Linked DNA regions of Homo sapiens: region 2 is linked to region 1. The links are chromatin loops, found by intact Hi-C in ENCODE. Cell type or tissue: dorsolateral prefrontal cortex. All regions are shown on one strand. Links, peaks and the distances in the headings refer to the core of each region. The heading gives the core; the rest is flanking DNA.

The links. Peaks named below come from ENCODE experiments on the same cell type or tissue, not always from the same donor. Only the 100,000 strongest peaks of a DNase experiment are listed, where the experiment ranks them.
Region 2: it touches region 1 in a loop (7-fold over the local background); 1 of 110 quality-filtered maps calls a loop at or near these places.

Annotation. Positions count from the first base shown.
Region 1 is chr11:113,827,940-113,837,344 of GRCh38, forward strand. USP28 (ubiquitin specific peptidase 28) reads right to left here. Exons shown (of 26, transcript NM_001346252.4): 6 at 6,310-6,396; 7 at 5,481-5,618; 8 at 3,981-4,054; 9 at 2,928-3,004; 10 at 1,258-1,406. Among named protein-coding and RNA genes, the nearest start is that of USP28, 43 kb to the right of the region's middle. In dorsolateral prefrontal cortex, for the core only: no CTCF peak of the experiment used is centred there; no DNase peak of the experiment used is centred there; H3K27ac peaks cover 3,684 bases.
Region 2 is chr11:113,917,889-113,925,888 of GRCh38, forward strand. The region is part of intron 2 of HTR3B (5-hydroxytryptamine receptor 3B); the gene reads left to right. Among named protein-coding and RNA genes, the nearest start is that of HTR3B, 17 kb to the left of the region's middle. In dorsolateral prefrontal cortex, for the core only: no CTCF peak of the experiment used is centred there; no DNase peak of the experiment used is centred there; H3K27ac peaks cover 3,015 bases.

The DNA.
Region 1 (9,405 bases), core at 564-8,563:
CAAAAACTTACAGAGGTCTCATAAAGAAGCCAGTCAAATCAACCTACGATGTTACTTGAGTTTCAAAGAAGGAAGGCACTGACATAAAAAAGACTCAACAGTCAGGGATCACAGGTGAGGAAAAGCTAAATCAGATTTGGCTTTTCTATTCAATTCACCTGTATGTCTGAGGTTCCTGTCAACAGCTTTAAAATATTTCCTTTACCACAAGTGCAAGCAACATTCCCTTCAGATACCCTGTCAGCATAATGAGGTGAATTCACACAGCCTGTGAGACCACCTCAGGGTGAAATCTAAATGAGCATGACAATTTTGTTGTTTTGTTTAATTTTTATAGAATTCCCATCCTGGAATACAGGTCTCCACAGGCCTAAGTATAGCTGGTGAAGACTCCCTCTTTTGTAAGAGGATGCACCAGGTTTGCACAGATGGTACAGATGACGTAATTCCTCCATTAGGAATCAGTTTTTCCTTGAAAATCCAGGGAGGCAGCAGCTCTCTGAGTTCCAACACTGCTCTACAGTGAATGTATTTTCATATGGCTCATGTTAGGCTCCCTATTTTAATTCAGGAAAGCTCCACTTTCTCCTATAGTAATTACTGAGTTGGAATCATATATAAGCCACAGTTTTGTCTCAAAATGTATGATCAATGGAGAACAATCCCAACTGTGTAAAGAATTATGTTACAAATGCTATTCACTAATTCTTAACCTAACTGGAATACTGAGATGTTAACTACCCATGCTCTCCCTTTAACTTCCCCCGTCTTTCCAACCCAGAAAAAAAATAGATACATAAATAAACAAATGAAAATTAAATTTTAAAAATGTTAAAAGCAAAGGCAGAATTTACAATTGAGAACAGTAAATACTATAATAGGGAAAATATTCTAAATGGCATACCATAGGAGTTAATCACTGTACTTTTACCCTCCGAAAATATGGAGGCAGTGGGTTCTCCCTACTCAGGTACAGGTAGGCTTCAACAGAAAGAGAGAAACTTGATCATACTTAAAACATCAGAAGCAGCATACAACCTTTACACGAGTAACTCAAATTCATAGTTTTAGTAAAAATTATTTATCAAAGTACTGATACTCACTGACTCACATCAACTGATGAGAGACTTAAGACAAATTCAAGTTCTGCTAAGTGTAAAGTTACTTAATATGTGATGGGAAACTAGTCTGCCCAAAAGCTCACTCCTACTTAACTGGCTTTGTCACTGGCACAGCAAATAAAGATCTCCAACGTACCTCTTGTCCATACTTCACCGAGTGATCGGAGGGAAGAAGCTCAACATCACCCTCCACCATGGCCCCTTCCAAACACTCGTCTAAGTTGCGATAACCGTTTACCTGAAGAGGATACTGGCCGAAGGTCTCATTGTTACAAAAGGGTTTTCCTAGGCAAAGAGAGAGACTTTTTAAAAAAGACATCACTATGACTATCTAAAGCCTATCTTCTGGCTCCACAGAGACAACATTTTAAATTCAGCAACTTCCTGATAGCTGGTTAGAAATGCACTTACGCCTTTATAGCAACCTCTAGTGAGCCAGTCAATCTAGACACTGAACAATGAAAACCAGTAACACTGGAAAAAGACCAGGGGCTTCGTGGCTTATGCCTGTAATCCCACCACTTTGGGAGGCCAAGGTGGGAGGATCACTTGAGGCCAGGAGTTTGACCAGCCTGGAAAACACAGTGACACCCCTGTCTCTACAAAAAATAAAAATTATCCGGGTGCAGTAACACACGCCTGAAGTCCTGGCTACTCAGGAGGATAAGGTAGGAGGATTTCTTGAGCCCAGAAGTCCAAGGTTACAGTAAGCTATGATGTTGCCACTGCGCTACAACCTGGGCAACAGAGCAAGGACTTGTCTCAAAAAAAAAAAAAAAAAAAAAATGCAAAGACAACCAGACATTATGTACTTCCTAATCAAGAGTTTTCTCACCATCTGTGAATAGTCTTGCCAAAAAAAGCCTTAGCTAAGTCTAGTCAAATCTCTAGATCCAACTACCAATTTATAAGAGGAGGAATAGAGAAGAACATGGGGATATGTTAAAATATGTTAAATATGTATCAGAGGACATGCAAACAGCAAAATTTCCAACTGTGGGAAATGCTACAGAACAAACAACCCAGTTTCTCCAAAAAATACATTTCAAGGAAAAAACGATGGAGGGGGAGCCTACAAATATTCAGTCATAAATGAATCACACACTGGGGTCCTGACTAAAACAAACTCTAAAAATAAATTTTCTATTTTTAAAAAATTATGAAAACAAATTAGAAATCTCAACACTGACTAGATATTTGATAGTTTAAAATGCTATTTTTCAGAGTCATATTGGTATTGGGTTATGTTTTAAAAAGAGTATCAGATTGGTAAGAGTGGGGTGAGATGGGGAATGACTGGCTGTGGGCTAAGGCTGGGTTCATGGAGGTTGTAAAATTGCTCTATTTGAATGTATTCTAAACTCTTCATAATTAAAAATAAATTATGTGCCTTGCATGTAGCTTAGATAGATAAGCCTCCAGAGTGAAAAGCCTCTAGTCTAGAAAAACATTTTTGGCAGTCTCACTCAATAAAACCTTTTGAGATTAAGTATTATATTAGAATAAGCAACACAGAGAAAACCGAGTAAAATCACTATCTGACATTAATGTCAGATTTGGGCTGTGCAAGTATTAATATGACAAATCTGAGATAAAGATTGTGCACATTTTACAGATGAAGAGACTGAGGATCCAGAAGCTCCCATAGTTTATCCACAGTTAAACAGATACCAAGAGGCAGAACCAATATTCAGAGCTGAGTACTGCTGACTCTCAAGCCTATTCACTATACTGCCTCCTCAAAGGGACACAGTAATAAAGATATGATCAAAGGTCTAGAATTAAAATTCAGAGCAGAGAATTTACCTTCACGAACCCCTTCAGTCAGGAAAGTACCATAGAACAGCTGCACCATTGGATTTTCAGATTTGTTCCTGGGACTGCTGCTTTTAGGAAAAGGAGACAATTCTGGATTGTTTGGATTAAGATATGTGCTACATAAAATCCAAGCATCATTCAAAAGCAAAAATAGTGCATTTTCATCAACCCCCAAAGAGCCAGGTATGATCTAAATAAGTAACAATTAGTTCAGTTCAAATATTTATTGAACACCTTCTTTCGAGCATTGTGCTAAACTCTGAAGACACAAAGACAAGAAGGCCCAATCCCTGGACTTAAGGAGCTTAAAGCCTAATAGTGGAGTCACACATGCAGACAAATATGCTTTCAGTATATACATCTATATCCAATGATAGATGTATACAAGGTATAGAAGCAGTATAAAGGTAAGAATGAACTCTGTTGCATAGTTTTACAAATAAATACAAAAAATTTTTCTCCATGGTACAACAGAAATAAAAAGTTTCTCCTTACAAGTCCTTCTTAAATTGCTACGTTGAGTTGCCGTTTCCAAAACTATTTTATAGTTACAATGCTTCTACCTAGAATTGAAACCATTTAAAACACAGATTTCTCAGAGGGATATCCGTATCGTGCCCTAAGTTTCACTTCTCTCAGTGACTGAAATGACTATAACCTATCCTCTACACATTCTTAGTAGACCTCAAAAGGGATCTTAAATTTAAGTACCCATATTATACCATCATGTTCACAACAGAGGTTGATTTGTCCTTTTTACAAATACATTTTACAGCACATGCTGAGTTTATTAACAAAGTTAACAGTTACAGTCCTTTAGTTAGAAAAAAAAAAAAGCTGCAGGATAAGATGACTGGTACATCCTCAGAGGGGAAAGCTGAAGGCGACAGGGATACATGATGAGGACTACCTCAGTGGTTATCCCAGGAGGTATGGTTAAAAACCAGCAATTTCTAGTTAAGGAGAGTAACTTTCCAGCATATAATTCTCACTGGCCCACTGTGAGTCGGAAGGATGTACAAACAAACCCTCAACACTCACTTAACATTAACAGCTAGCTGGAATGCGTCCTCTAGCCAATCCAGGAGCTTGTGTGTGAATTCACTCACATCTTGCTATAAGAGAGGCACAAATTGCATAAAAGTTAGATGCAATACTAAGAGAAATTAAAATTTATCCTTATCCCACCAATGAATTAAGATTATACTACTATAAAAGCATTTCTTTTTTTCTTTTCTTTTTTTGTTTTGAGACAGGGTCTCACTCTGTCGCCCAGACTGGAGTGCAGTGGCGCGATCTCAGCTCAATGCAGCCTCCACCTCCCAGATTCAAGCGATTCTCCTGCCTCAGCCTCCCAAGTAGCTGGGATTACAGGCACATGCCACCATGCCTGGCTAATTTTTGTATTTTTAGCTGAGACGGGGTTTCACCATGTTGGCCAAGCTGGTCTTGAACTCCTGACCTCAAATGATCCACCTGCCTCGGCGTCGCAAGTGCTGGGATTACAGGCATCAGCTATTGCGCACAGCCTGAAAGCGTTTATTTTTGGGGGCTGAATATCATGAAAACATAGGAACACTGAAACCCAGCTACTATACATAAAAAAGAAGGTGCATTAAGCAACCTGAAAGTTGTAGCTAGAAGGAAGCTGGAACTCTACTACTTCCAGCCACATCTATTTATGACAAAGAAAGAAAAATAAACAAAATCTTCCAAGTAGGACTTTTTAAGAAAAAGGCCCAAGGAACTCTAGAACAATACAGAGATCTGAATAAAGAAAGAAAACTTCAATGTTTTGAGAATTTTGTAGAACTGTAGGACCTTCAAATAGAGAAAGAAAAAAAATCATATGAGGAAGAAGATGATCTAATTAGTGACAGCTTTGTTTTTGTTTTTAAATTATTTTTTCAGAGACGGGGTCTCACTCTGTCACCCAGGCTGGAGTACAGTAGTGCAATCACAGCTTATTGCAGCCTCAAACTCCTGGGTTCCAGGGATCTTCCTGCCTCAACCTCCCAAGTAGCTGGGACTACAGGTGCGTACCACCATGCCCGGCTATTTTTTAATAGGAGGTAGGGAAGGGAAAGTCTAGAAGAGAGAAGTTGCTGAGAAAAGCTCCGAAAAGCTCCTGAACTCAGGTTTAGATAGTTTTAAAGATACTATTTCCATCTGGACCATTCCAAGACAAAGGTGCAGACAAAGGACTACTTTTCTTGGTATCCCTTTTGTTACAGCTCATTGAGGTATTTTCCAATCTCCTCCTTTCTACATCAATAGCCCCGGTATAATTCTACATTCTTTCTACTACTATTTCTTCTTCTCTTTAGAACTGCCAGCCCCCGTGCAACACACGCACACTCTCTCACACACACATGCTTTCTCTCTCACCACCTGTTCTGTAGGCAAAACAAAAGTCAGAAACGAGCATCCATAGTCCTGCTTAGTCATGTTCACAGCTTGTTACGCAGTTGAAATGAAGCAGTACCGCATTAACACTGACAAGGCATGACTTCAAACTCAAGAACAAGGCTTCTTTTGTACCTGCTGTTCCTCAGATGATCGGAATGCTCCCTTTAATAGATCCAGGGCTGCAGACGGGTCTACAAATTTTCTATTTGATCCCATCATTAGAGCAAACAAATACTGAAGCTCTTGCATAAACATGATATTTCTCTTTTCCTGTAGAAAACACAGTACATGTACTCTTACAATATCTCATTTAGAAAATCAGAACGTGTAAAGAAAAAAAAGTTGTCAATAATCATGCCCTCATTTATATTTACCTAGATCTAGGTCAAAGTCACAGGGCTATGTGTGTTACAGGGACTCTGGTAAGGACTGTACTCTAAACTGAAGAATAACTATGTAGAAGCCAGAGACAGCACTGTTGGAAAAACAGAAATGTCCACTTTCTGAAGCTGCTGCCCTCCTTCTCATGAGGAAAATGCATTGCGCCAAGGTGAAATCCTGGGAAGGGTTAAATTGCTAGGAGGAGGCTACGACCTTTGGCAAAAACAGAATAAAATAGACTAAGGCGGCTCAGGTCTCTGGCATCAGGGCATCTCTCCAGCATCACATTGCCTAAGCAGCTCAGGAAGAGAAAGGATACAACAAACACAACAGGTATTCAGGGTCTCCCCACCCACATATTCTTGGAGCTGTTTTTCTCATTTTACTCCTACTTAATTTTACATTTTTGCATACCCTTATATGTTATCCCAAAAAAGGAAAATGAGCCATTTAGAAATGAAAACAAATAATTAGCACAAGCCAAAGAGTATCACGGATATCAGCTTTAGGCAAAAATCTAGAAGCCTTAGGGATGAAAGGGACTAAACAACAGTGAAGAAATTCCTTGACACCAACTTACTGTATGACTTCGACAATTTTCAAGTACATTTTGTGGCAGACTATAACTGAGAACAAGTCTTCGAAATTCAGGCAATTGAAAGAGAGACTGAAATAAAGAAAGAAAGGGATTCATAGCCTTTCCTGAAAATAACTGCAGCAACATATGTATTTTTCACTTCAAATATTTTATTTCATATTTAAAAGTATGCAAAACTATCAACCTGGCAATTTGACTTATGTTATTTCTAAGGAAATAATGGTTGTGCACAAAAAATTAGCTCAAAGAATATTAATACTTTTAGGTAAAAAATAGAAACAACCTAATGTCTAACAAAAGGAGTAGCTTTTGTTTTGTTTTGGTTTGGTTTTGTAGAGACAGGGTCTCCCTATGTTGCCCAGGATGGTCTCAAACTCCTGAGCTCAAGGGATCTGCCCGCTTTGGCCTCCCAAAGTGTTGGGATTACAAGCATAAGCCACCAAGCCCAGCCAAAAGAAGTAGTTTATATAAACTATACTACATTTATACAATAGACTATTAAGCAGTCATTGAAATAATATTGTAAAAAGTGTTTATAAAATGACCTACTATATAAAGTGAAAATGAAAAAAACAAGAGCTATGTGTATCAACATGGATAAACCTCAAAAACACATTTTGAGTGAAAAAAAGTTACAGAAAAAAAGTATTATACTGCTTATATTAAGTTTAACAACATGTAAAACAATACTACGTATTGTTCAGGGATACATCCATGTGTGGTTATGACTGTGGGAAAGGGAGGATGTCACAACAGGAACTCAATAGAACAGAAATTTGTAACATTAATTTTTTAAGCTAGGTGGTTAGTATAGCAGTGTTTACTATTCTCCACTCCTTGTCATAGTATTGTATTTTTTAAAAGTTTAACAGCAGATGGTAGAACTGGAGAGAGGGATTCTTTTTATTATTTGCAAATCACATTTTTCTACTATGAATACCTTTCATAAGTTAATTTTCTTTAAAAATATCTCCTGTATGAATATACAACTCCTCATCCCAACATGCTCCTCAAATGAAAACCCTCTCAGGCCTGCACGGTGGAACTCCTGAAGAAGCATCCTAGGTAGATAATAGGCAAAACTTTGGAATTAGAACTAAATAAAACAGCTTCTTGGTATTCTAAAAGCCCCAGGTATATTTCCTAATGTCAACCAAAGAATCCAAGTGTCGGTACTGACTAGAGCCCACGTGCACCTCTCTGGCTTCCCTCACTCTAACACAAGCCCTGGCGGGATTCAGCCAACAGGGTGAGTGTTCAACCGGACTGAAGTGTAAACCCAGGTCATGCTGCACCAAAGTTCTCTCTGGGACCAGGGCTTGGCTGGTGAGCTGTATCCTCTGCCACTCTCTTCTCTTCCACCTCACCTGTCTACCTAACACACTTGCATTCCTACTCTGCTGGCTACCCTGTGACATTCTTGAGTTTCTATTCTGCTGTGAGAAAAATGGCTTTACATTCTCAGCCATTTAACTCCACCTCTTCACCATCAGGAAAATCGGGCTTTGCCATTATTCTTAAAAACCACATTAGGCTGGAAGTGGTGGCTTACGCCTGTAATCCCAGCACTTTGGGAGGCTGAGGCGGGCAGATCACCTGAGGTCAGGAGTTCAAGACCAGCCTGACCAACATGGAGAAACCCCATCTCTACTAAAAATACAAAATTAGCCGGGCATGGTGGCATGCCTATAGTCCCAGCTGCTCGGGAGGCTGAGGCAGGAGAATCGCTTGAACCCTGGAGGCAGAGGTTGCCGTGAGCCGAGATCGCACCATTGCATACCAGCCAGGGCAACAAGAACGAAACTGTCTCAAAACAAAAAAAAAGAAAAACAACAAAAAAGAACACATTAAGTGTGAGCTAATACTATTCACATCTCCCAATTTATTCCTTACCCAACCGCTGCTGCTTCTGTGTTTTCTGCGTCACTTCATTATTACATCCTCCTCCCCCAGTCACCAAAGTTTAGAACTGCAGAAAAATCCTTGAATCTTTCTCCTCGCCATTCACATCTAGTAAGTAACAAGTCCCTTGGCCTCTGACTCTAGGTGCTCTTTATAACCTAACTGCTTTCTCCCCATCAGCACCCCATCAGCTGCTCTAATCCAACTCCCATCGCCGCTCACTTGCACATGGTCTCTCTGCTTCCAGAACTTCCCTCCACCCACTCACACTTGCTCACAACTGCCACGCAGCTCCTTCTAAGTACCTCGCTAATATGGCAAAAATGAAGCTCCCGATTCACTGAAGACTGTCATCTAGTAACAGCTTTCCTCACTCTCCCAAGTCCTGACATCCTCCTAGGTGACTAGAGTCAACATCCAATCCCTGAGGACATCCTGTCAGTGCTGCCTTGAGAATATATCAAGAACTCCAACTCTTTTCTATTTCCAGGGCTACCAGTCCAGTCCGAGTCACCATCACTCTTCATGGATGACAGCCATGGGTCTCTCCCTGTGCATCCTTGCCCCTCCATCCTCATCTCGCCACAGGAGCCAGAGGGAGACTCTTAATACTTGAGCCAGAGTTGATCAGTCTGCCACTGGGGACTTTCAGTAACTCCCTGTCCACTCAGACCCTCCTCTCCAGTGACCCTCCCTTTGCTCTTAGCATCCAGCCACTTGGACTCCAGCACGTTCCCTGAACACACCAAGCCCATTCCCACCATGAAGCCACTGCTCTATGTGTTCCTCTACCTGGAATGTTTTTTTATCCCAATAGCTGCCTGGTTCACTCCCTTTTCAGTCTCATCCCCTTCCCCACCACAGTGAGGCTCATCCAACACCACAGTTAATACTGCAACCTGTTCCCACCTCTCCTGCAGTTCCAATCTCCCTAACCTTGCTCTTTTTTCTACTGGACCAATCACAGTCTAATGTATTATACACATTTTATTCAGCTAGTTCATCATTCTGTTAGTTTTTAGTTTACTGTTCATTTTCTATCTCACCTCATGAGAATTTACATTCCATGTGGGCACAGTTGTCTTTGTTTTGTTCACTCCTACATCAAGGGCCTAGAACACTGCTAGACATAGAGCAGGTGTTCAATTGTTTGCTGAGGGAACTCGCATGCATCCA
Region 2 (8,000 bases), core at 1-8,000, 89 kb after region 1:
CACTGTGCCCAGCCTATATGTCTTCGTAATGAACAGATCCTTTTACTGTTATGAAACGCTCCACTTCATCTCTGATAATATTCCCTTTTATGAAGTTTTTCTTATGCTTGCTTCCCACATGGCATATTCTTGGCCATCCTTTTATTTCCAACCTATTTGTATCATTTGATGTCCTTTGTATTTGAAGTCATTTCTTATAACAATATATAGTTAGGTACATGCTGAAAAGAAATATATAGGCAGGCCCTGTGTACACTTCACTCAATCTCTCATACTGTTAACATCTTGCAAATATATATATATTACAGTGTCAATACTAGAAAATGAACACTGGTACAATCTATAGAGCTTATTCAGATTTCTCCTGCTTGTGTGTACTCGTGTGTGTGTGTGTGTGTGTGTGTGTGTAGTTCTATGTAATTTTATTACATGTGTAGCTTTTTGTAATCAGCACCACAATCAAAGTACATAATTGTATCAACACCACAGGGCCCCCAGGTGCTATCCCTTTATAGCCACATTCCTTTCTCTCTGCTGACTCCTAACCCCTGGCAACCACTAATCTTTTCTCCATCTTTAGGCTATTTCAAGAATATTATATAAATGGAATCATACAATATACTACCTTTGAGATTGGCTTTTTTCCTTTAGCATAATTCCCTTATGGTCCATCTGTGTTGTTGTGAACGCCAATAGTTCATTTCTTTTTGTTGCTGAATACTATTCCAGGTTAGGGCTTTTTTTTTTTTTTAAACCAGTATGACAATCTATGCATTTTTTTTTTTCAGTATGGAGTCTCACTCTGTCCCCCAGGCTGGAGTGCAGTGGCCCAGTCTTGGCTCGCTGCAACCTCCACGTTCTGGGTTTAAGCAATTCTCCTGCCTCAGCCTCCTGAATAGCTGGGATTACAGGCATGCGCCACCACACCTGGCTAATTTTTGTATTTTTAGTAGAGACGGGGTTTCACCATGTTGACCAGTCTGGTCTTAAACTCTTGACCTCAAGTGATCTGCCTGTCTTGGCCTCCGAAAGTGTTGGAATTACAGGTATGAGCCACAGTGACCAGCCAATCTATGCATTTTAGTGGAAATGTTTAGCTCATTTGCCAGTACCATCTTGCTATTTGTTTTCTAGTTTTCTCATCTGTTTTTTGTTCTATTCCTCATATCCTACTTTATTTTCCGGAATTTTTAAATTTTTAATAAATGTTAAAAATATTTTAAATATTGGATTATAGTTCCTCTATTAGCTTTTTAGCGATCCATCTTTGTATTTTTTTTAGACTTTGCCTTAGGAATTTCCATATTCATCATTAACTTATTACAGTGTACTTAGAATTAATATTTTGACACTTCACATAAAATGTACGAAACTTACAACAGTAAAATTCCATTTACCTGCTCCCGCCTCTTTTGTGCTACTTTTATCTTCAATTTTACATTTACATACAAAATATACCCACAAAATGATGTTATTATTTTAAGGTAACCTGTTAAAATAATTTAATGATTCAGTTTCAATTTATTTTAATAGGGATGTTTTTCTATGTTACTATTTTAGTACTACCAGTGAATCAGAGTCTTTGATTTTTTGGGACTGAGAATTAGGCATTTAAATCAATGAAAAAATTAATTTGAAACTTAAGAGTACAAGGTTTAGGCAGGGCGCTGTGGCTCACGCCTGTAATCCCAGCACTTTGGGAGGCCGAGGCAGGTGGATCACCTGAGGTCAGGAGTTCGAGACCAGCCTCAACATGGAGAAACCCCTGTCTCTACTAAAAAAATACAAAATTAGCCGGGCATGGTGGCACATGCTCGTAATCCCAGCTACTTGGGAGACCGAGGCAGGAGAATTGCTTGAACCTGGGAGGCGGAGGTTGCGGTGAGCCGAGATTGCACCATTGCACTCCAGCCTGGGCAACAAGAGCAAAACTCCATCTCAAAACAACAACAACAACAACAACAACAACAACAACAACAAAAAGAGTACAAGGTTTAAATTTTTTTTCCTTTTTACTGATTCAGGTTACTTTGGTGTCATTTTCCCCCAACTTAGATAAACCCCTAATCAATTGTTTCATTGTAAAGAGGAATATTTAAATGGTACCCCTAAAAATTCCTTTATTATTTTATTTTTGTTTTTATTTTTACTTTTTTTGAGATGGAGTTTCACTCTTGTTGCCCAGGCTGGGGTGCAATGGCGTGATCTTGGCTCACCACAACCTCCGCCTCCCGGGTTCAAGCGATTCTCCTGCCTCAGCCTCCCGAGTAGCTGGGATTACAAGCATGTGCCACCACGCCAGGCTAATTTTGTATTTTTAGTAGAGACTGGGTTTCATCATGTTGGCCATGCTGGTCTCAGACTCCGGACCTCAGGTGATCTGCCCGCCTCAGCCTCCCAAAGTGCTGGGATTACAGGCGTGAGCCACCGCGCCTGGCCCAGAATTCCCTCTTTTAAACAACAAATTGTACTTTTCCCAGTTTTTTGTTTGTTTGTTTGTTTTTTGAGATGGAGACTCACTCTGTCACCCAGGATGTAGTGCAGTGGCATGATCTCGGCTCACAGTAACCTCCGCCTCCCGGGTTCAAACGATTCTCCTGCCTCAGCCTCCTAAGTAGCTAGGATTACAGGCACCTACCACCATGTCCAGCTAACTTGTATTTTTAGTAGAGACGGGGTTACACTATGTTGGCCAGACTGGTCTCAAACTCCTGACATTGAGTGATCCACCCACCTTGGCCTCCCAAAGTGCTGGGATTACAGGCATGAGCTACTGTGCATGGCCATATTTCCCCAATTATCCTATTAAGTAAGAGTCCTAGCCCTAAGATCTTAGAAAATATTGTTTAATTAAATACCAGGAAATACCTCTTACTAAAAAGCCTAGTCTTAAACAGCTTGAATAGAAAATTCCTTCAAGTTTTTTATTTTTATTTTTTTTTGAGACAGAGTCTCACTCTGTCGCCCAGTCTGGAGTGCACTGGTGCAATCTCGGCTCACTGCAACCTCTGCCTCCTGGGTTCAAGCGATTTTCCTGCCTCAGCCTCCCAAGTAGCTGGGATTACAGGTGCCCACCACCACACCTGGCTAATTTTTGTATTTTTAGTAGAGATGGGGTTTCACCACATTGGCCAGGCTGGTCTTGAACTCCAGACCGCAAGTGATCCACCCACCTCAGCCTCCCAGAGTGGTGGGATTACAGGCATAAGCCATCCCGTCCAGCCCATCTTTTTCCTTTCTGACTTCCTATTTATTTTTATTTTTTATTTTTTTTTTGAGTCAGAGTCTCACTCTGTCACCAGGGTGGAGTGCAGTGGCACGATCTCGGCTCACTGCAACCTCCGCCTCCCAGGTTCAAGTGATTCTCCTGCCTCAGCCTCCCAAGTAGCTGGGATTATAGGCACCCACCACCACGCCTGGCTAATTTTTGTACTTTTAGTAGAGACGGGGTTTCACCATGTTGGCCAGGCTGGTCTTGAACTCCTGACCTTGTGATCTGCCCGCCTCAGCCTCCCAAAGTGCTAGGATTACAAGTGTGAGCCACTGCACCCGGCCCCTTCGTATTTATTAAGATAAAGAAAATTGCTGGCCGGGCGTGGTGGTGGGCACCTGTAGTCCCAGATGGGAGGCTGAGGCAGGAGAATCGCTTGGACCCAGGAGGCAGAGATTGCAGTGAGCTGAGATCGCTCCACTGCACTCCAACTTGGCGACAGAATGAGACTCCGTCTCAAAAAAAAAAAAAAAATTGCTCAGGCTTTCCTTTAGAGGTTTATTTGGAGATAAATGGAAAAGGTGTAAAGTATTTATATTAATATTTTCCCTTGGAACAAGTGTATCGAATTGAAAATATTTTTCTAACTCTTTCTTCCTACCCTGACAAAAGAAAGTAAAATCAGATTCTTTATGGTAGGTAAGGAGAACACCATTATCTTTTTAAAGATGTGGGATTTCCCTACCAGAATTGTAGAATATACTTGTTTGTTATTAGACTATGTTAGACATGTCATCATATTGAATTTGGCAAATTTTCTTACAGAAATCTGAAAAAATTTTATATTCTGTCCCTCTAGTTTTATCCCTGTCTACCATCTTACATTATCTTCTCCCGGTTCTCAGTACAACAATGAGCCTGGACCCATGGTTGTTTCCTGCCTGTAAGTCATTCATTCTGCTATTTCCCCTACCAAATGTCTTTCTCTTCATTCTCCATCTGCAAAATATTGTAGTCCTTCAAATCTCAGCTCTTAAAATAAATTTTCCTCATTTCTCCAAGGTAAGAGCACTTCCTTTAAATCCACTTAAGTCTGTGTGGATTTTCTTTTCCTTTCTTTTCTTTCTTTTTTGTTTTTATTTATTTATTTATTTATTTGAGATAGGGTCTCACTCTATCATCCAGGCTGGAGTACAGTGGCGTGACCTCAGTTCACTGCAACCTCCCAGGCTCAGGTGATCCTCCCACCTCAGCCTCCCAAGTAGCTGGTACTATAGGTGTATACCACCATATCGGGCTAATTTTTGTATTTTTTGTAGAGACTTAATTTCGCCATGTTGCCCAGGCTGGTCTCGAACTCCTGGCCTCAAGTGATCCACTCACCTCAGCCTCCCAAAGTGCTGGGATTACAGGCATGAGCCGCCGGGCTGAGCCAAGTCTGTGTTTTTATTTTATTTATTTATTTTTTCTGAGCGAGACGCAGTCTCGCTCTGTCGCCCAGGCTGGAGTGCAGTGGCAAGATCTCGGCTCACTACAAGCTCCGCCTCCTCGGTTCACGCCATTCTCCTGCCTCAGCCTCCTGAGTAGCTGGGACTACAGGCGCCCGCCACTACGCCCGGCTAATTTTTTGTATTTTTAGTAGAGACGGGGTTTCACCATGTTAGCCGGGATGGTCTCAATCTCCTCACCTCGTGATCCGCCTGCCTTGGCCTCCCAAAGTGCTGGGATTATAGGCGTGAGCTACCGCGCCCGGCAAGTCTGTGTATTTCTTAATGCACAGTTATTTGTTAAAATGTTAAATTATGCCCTAATGTAGTGTATGCTACTTGAGGGAAGGACTTTCTTACTCATATTCATATTTTCCATAACATGCAGCACTATGTATTTGATTTCCAAGATATTGGATTGATACTTGTCCAATGAATGAATGAATTAAAAAATATAAGGGTCAATTCTAGGATTATCTTTACAAATGGCTACTCTAAAAATGCTCTGTAAATGTCTCTATTGCATGTAGGTGGGATAAGCCTAAAGTTAGTTCCAGAGGCAGGGACAGTTCTGAAGGACTTGATAAAAATCACTCACAGATTCTGCACAGACAAGGACACTCCCAACGTGAATAGATAACTTGTTGGATGCATCTGCCAGCATCTGAACTGCTGGCAACTTTTGTTTAGAATGAAGAGCTTTCAGCCCAGCACCTCGCCTCCATTATAATGTTTTGCCTCCTGTTTTGTTTATATAAAAGACTACAGTCTTGTCTTAGAATTTCTGGGTATTATGAGTACCTTAGGGAAATCTGATTATAGAGATAATCTACTCAACAGTGAAGAGTTTCAATTTGTTTCTATTGAGTTTTGTCAATTCCGAATCCCAGATACCTTTGTATTCCAGTCCATTGACTAGAGCCTCCCAGCCAGACGTTGAGGCATCTGTTTCTATAGTCTCCGGAACTGGAAAAGATAAATAAGAATGTAGGGGAATTATCTGTATATTTGCTAACCACCAATTTAGATCTAAATAGACTCCCTCTGTTAGGAAGACTAATGAATTCCAATTCTCTGAAATATCCTTTGCTTTTAACAAGCAAGATGGAAGGTATCTAAAGAAAAAAAACAGGGCGAGATACACAGAGGGAAAAGCTGTGAATAATGCCACCAGAGAACCAATTATGTTCACCAGCTGGCATTGAGAAACTTGTTTCCTTTGACAAAAAAAGATTTTAGTTTTAGCCTCAAAATACTTTTTGACATTGTGTTCTTCAGGGCTGAATGACGAATCCTCTCAACCACCCCCATAAAGTGTTAGAAAAAAATTCTTAACATCATTGTTATATGTAATGTGGCAAAGCAATGGGCAAGAAGAGAAAAACAAGCTAAGGCATCAATATGGCAGTTAAGAAGAATCAACTGAATAAAATGATAGTGAAATGAAACATGAAAACAGAGACCTTCCTCCCAGCCATATGACTGAATCAATGAGGCACATTCACGGGGTATGACAGTGATAAACAAACTGGTAAGAACATCGAATAGATGTAAAAATGTATTTCTTGTGAAAGCATAGTCAACTACTATATATCTCAGTGATATAAACTGCATTTTGAACTTTTTTTCTTTCTATTTGTGGGGAACCTCATTGATTGCAACCAAGCCTAGAATGGAACCTTTTGTGCTTTAGTGGGTGAGACATAATCTATTTCATGATCTCTCAGTTGGTAAAATTTGCAAAGAAGGCTGGGCACGGTGGCTCACACCTGTAATCCTAGCACTTTGGGAGGCCAAGGTGGGAGGACTGCTTGAGTCCGGGAACTTGAGACCAACCTGGGCAACATAGCACCACCCTGTTTCTACAAAAATTAATAATAATAAATTAATTAGCTAGGCACGGTGTTGCACATCTCTGGTCCCAGCTACTTGGGAGGCTGAAATGGGAGGATCACTTGGGCCTGGGAGGTTGAGGCTGCAGTGAGCCATGATTGTGCCACTGCACCCCAGCTTGGGCAACAAAGCAAGACCTTGTCTCAAAAAAAAAAAAAAAAAAAAAAAGCCAAGAAGTGGTGACACCTAATCTCGAGCTCTCATTAGAGCTTTTTTTTCAGCTACCAGGACTCCCGTTGAGCCAGTCTTGTCTGGGAGTCCCCTGTGGTCCATCTGCTCCAAGTTGTTCCTTGGGGAAATACTTGTGAATTCAAGGTTTTCACTTTTTATACTACTTTAAAACTTGCCTTTCCCAAGTATCTATTTAAATTCCATTAATATCTGTAGAACAAGTTCACTCAGACCAGGCTTTGTTGAACCACTAAAGCAGGGCGACTATGTTTCTATGTGCTCCGAATGCCTTCTCTTTCTCAAAGAGAAAAAATAATGCTTATTGTTAGTAATTTGCTTTCTTGATTATAAAAAGGGGAAATTTAAAAAAGTTTCTTGTTTCTCTTTCAAATGATGCCACCTGGCGCAGAGCCACTGTGTAGTCTCTGTTCTGCACAATTCCACGAGCACCATCAACATGGACTATAATACCAGTGGTGCCTTCTGACCCCCTATCCAACCTGAATTCTCCAGAGTAGTACATAGTCTTGACCCTGTGCACAAAGAATATGGATTTTTATGTCGCTGGATAATTGGACAATTAATTTCGTATACCCAGTTCTGGGGAGGAAACGAGAGCTGTTATTTGATTTCATGCCATCAACTTCCTAAACACTTTCATTTACTGAAATTTGGTATTGTACTAAATATTACAGAAATACGAATGTTACCTAAGTGACTCTTGAGCTTTGAACCTAAATCAGCAAAGGAAATGTTTTACGAATTTGTTTTTTTTTTTTTTTTTTTTTTTTGAAACAGAGGCTCTCTCTATCACCCAGACTGGAGTGCAGTGGCGCCATCTCTGCTCACTGCAACCTCCGCCTCCTGGGTTCAAACGATTCTTCTGCCTCAGCCTCCCAAGTAGCTGGGATTACAGGCTCCCACCACCATGCCCAGCTAATTTTTGTATTTTTAGTAGAGACGGGGTTTCACCATGTTGGCCAGGCTGGTCTTACACATTTTATTTCCTATTTCTTCATCTTGTGTTTTTTATCCTTTTATTCTCTTTTAAGGATGCAGTTTTTAGTGATGGATTATACATGGAAAGAAATGAAAAAAAATGAGTTCAAGGAGAGTTCTTTAATAGTATGCATCAGACTTCTTATAAATTTACTGGAAATGTCTTAAAAAACAATTGCCCTTTTCTTTATTAATACATTTTTTTAAATAGCAGGTTTTTTTGAGATTTAATTCAACCA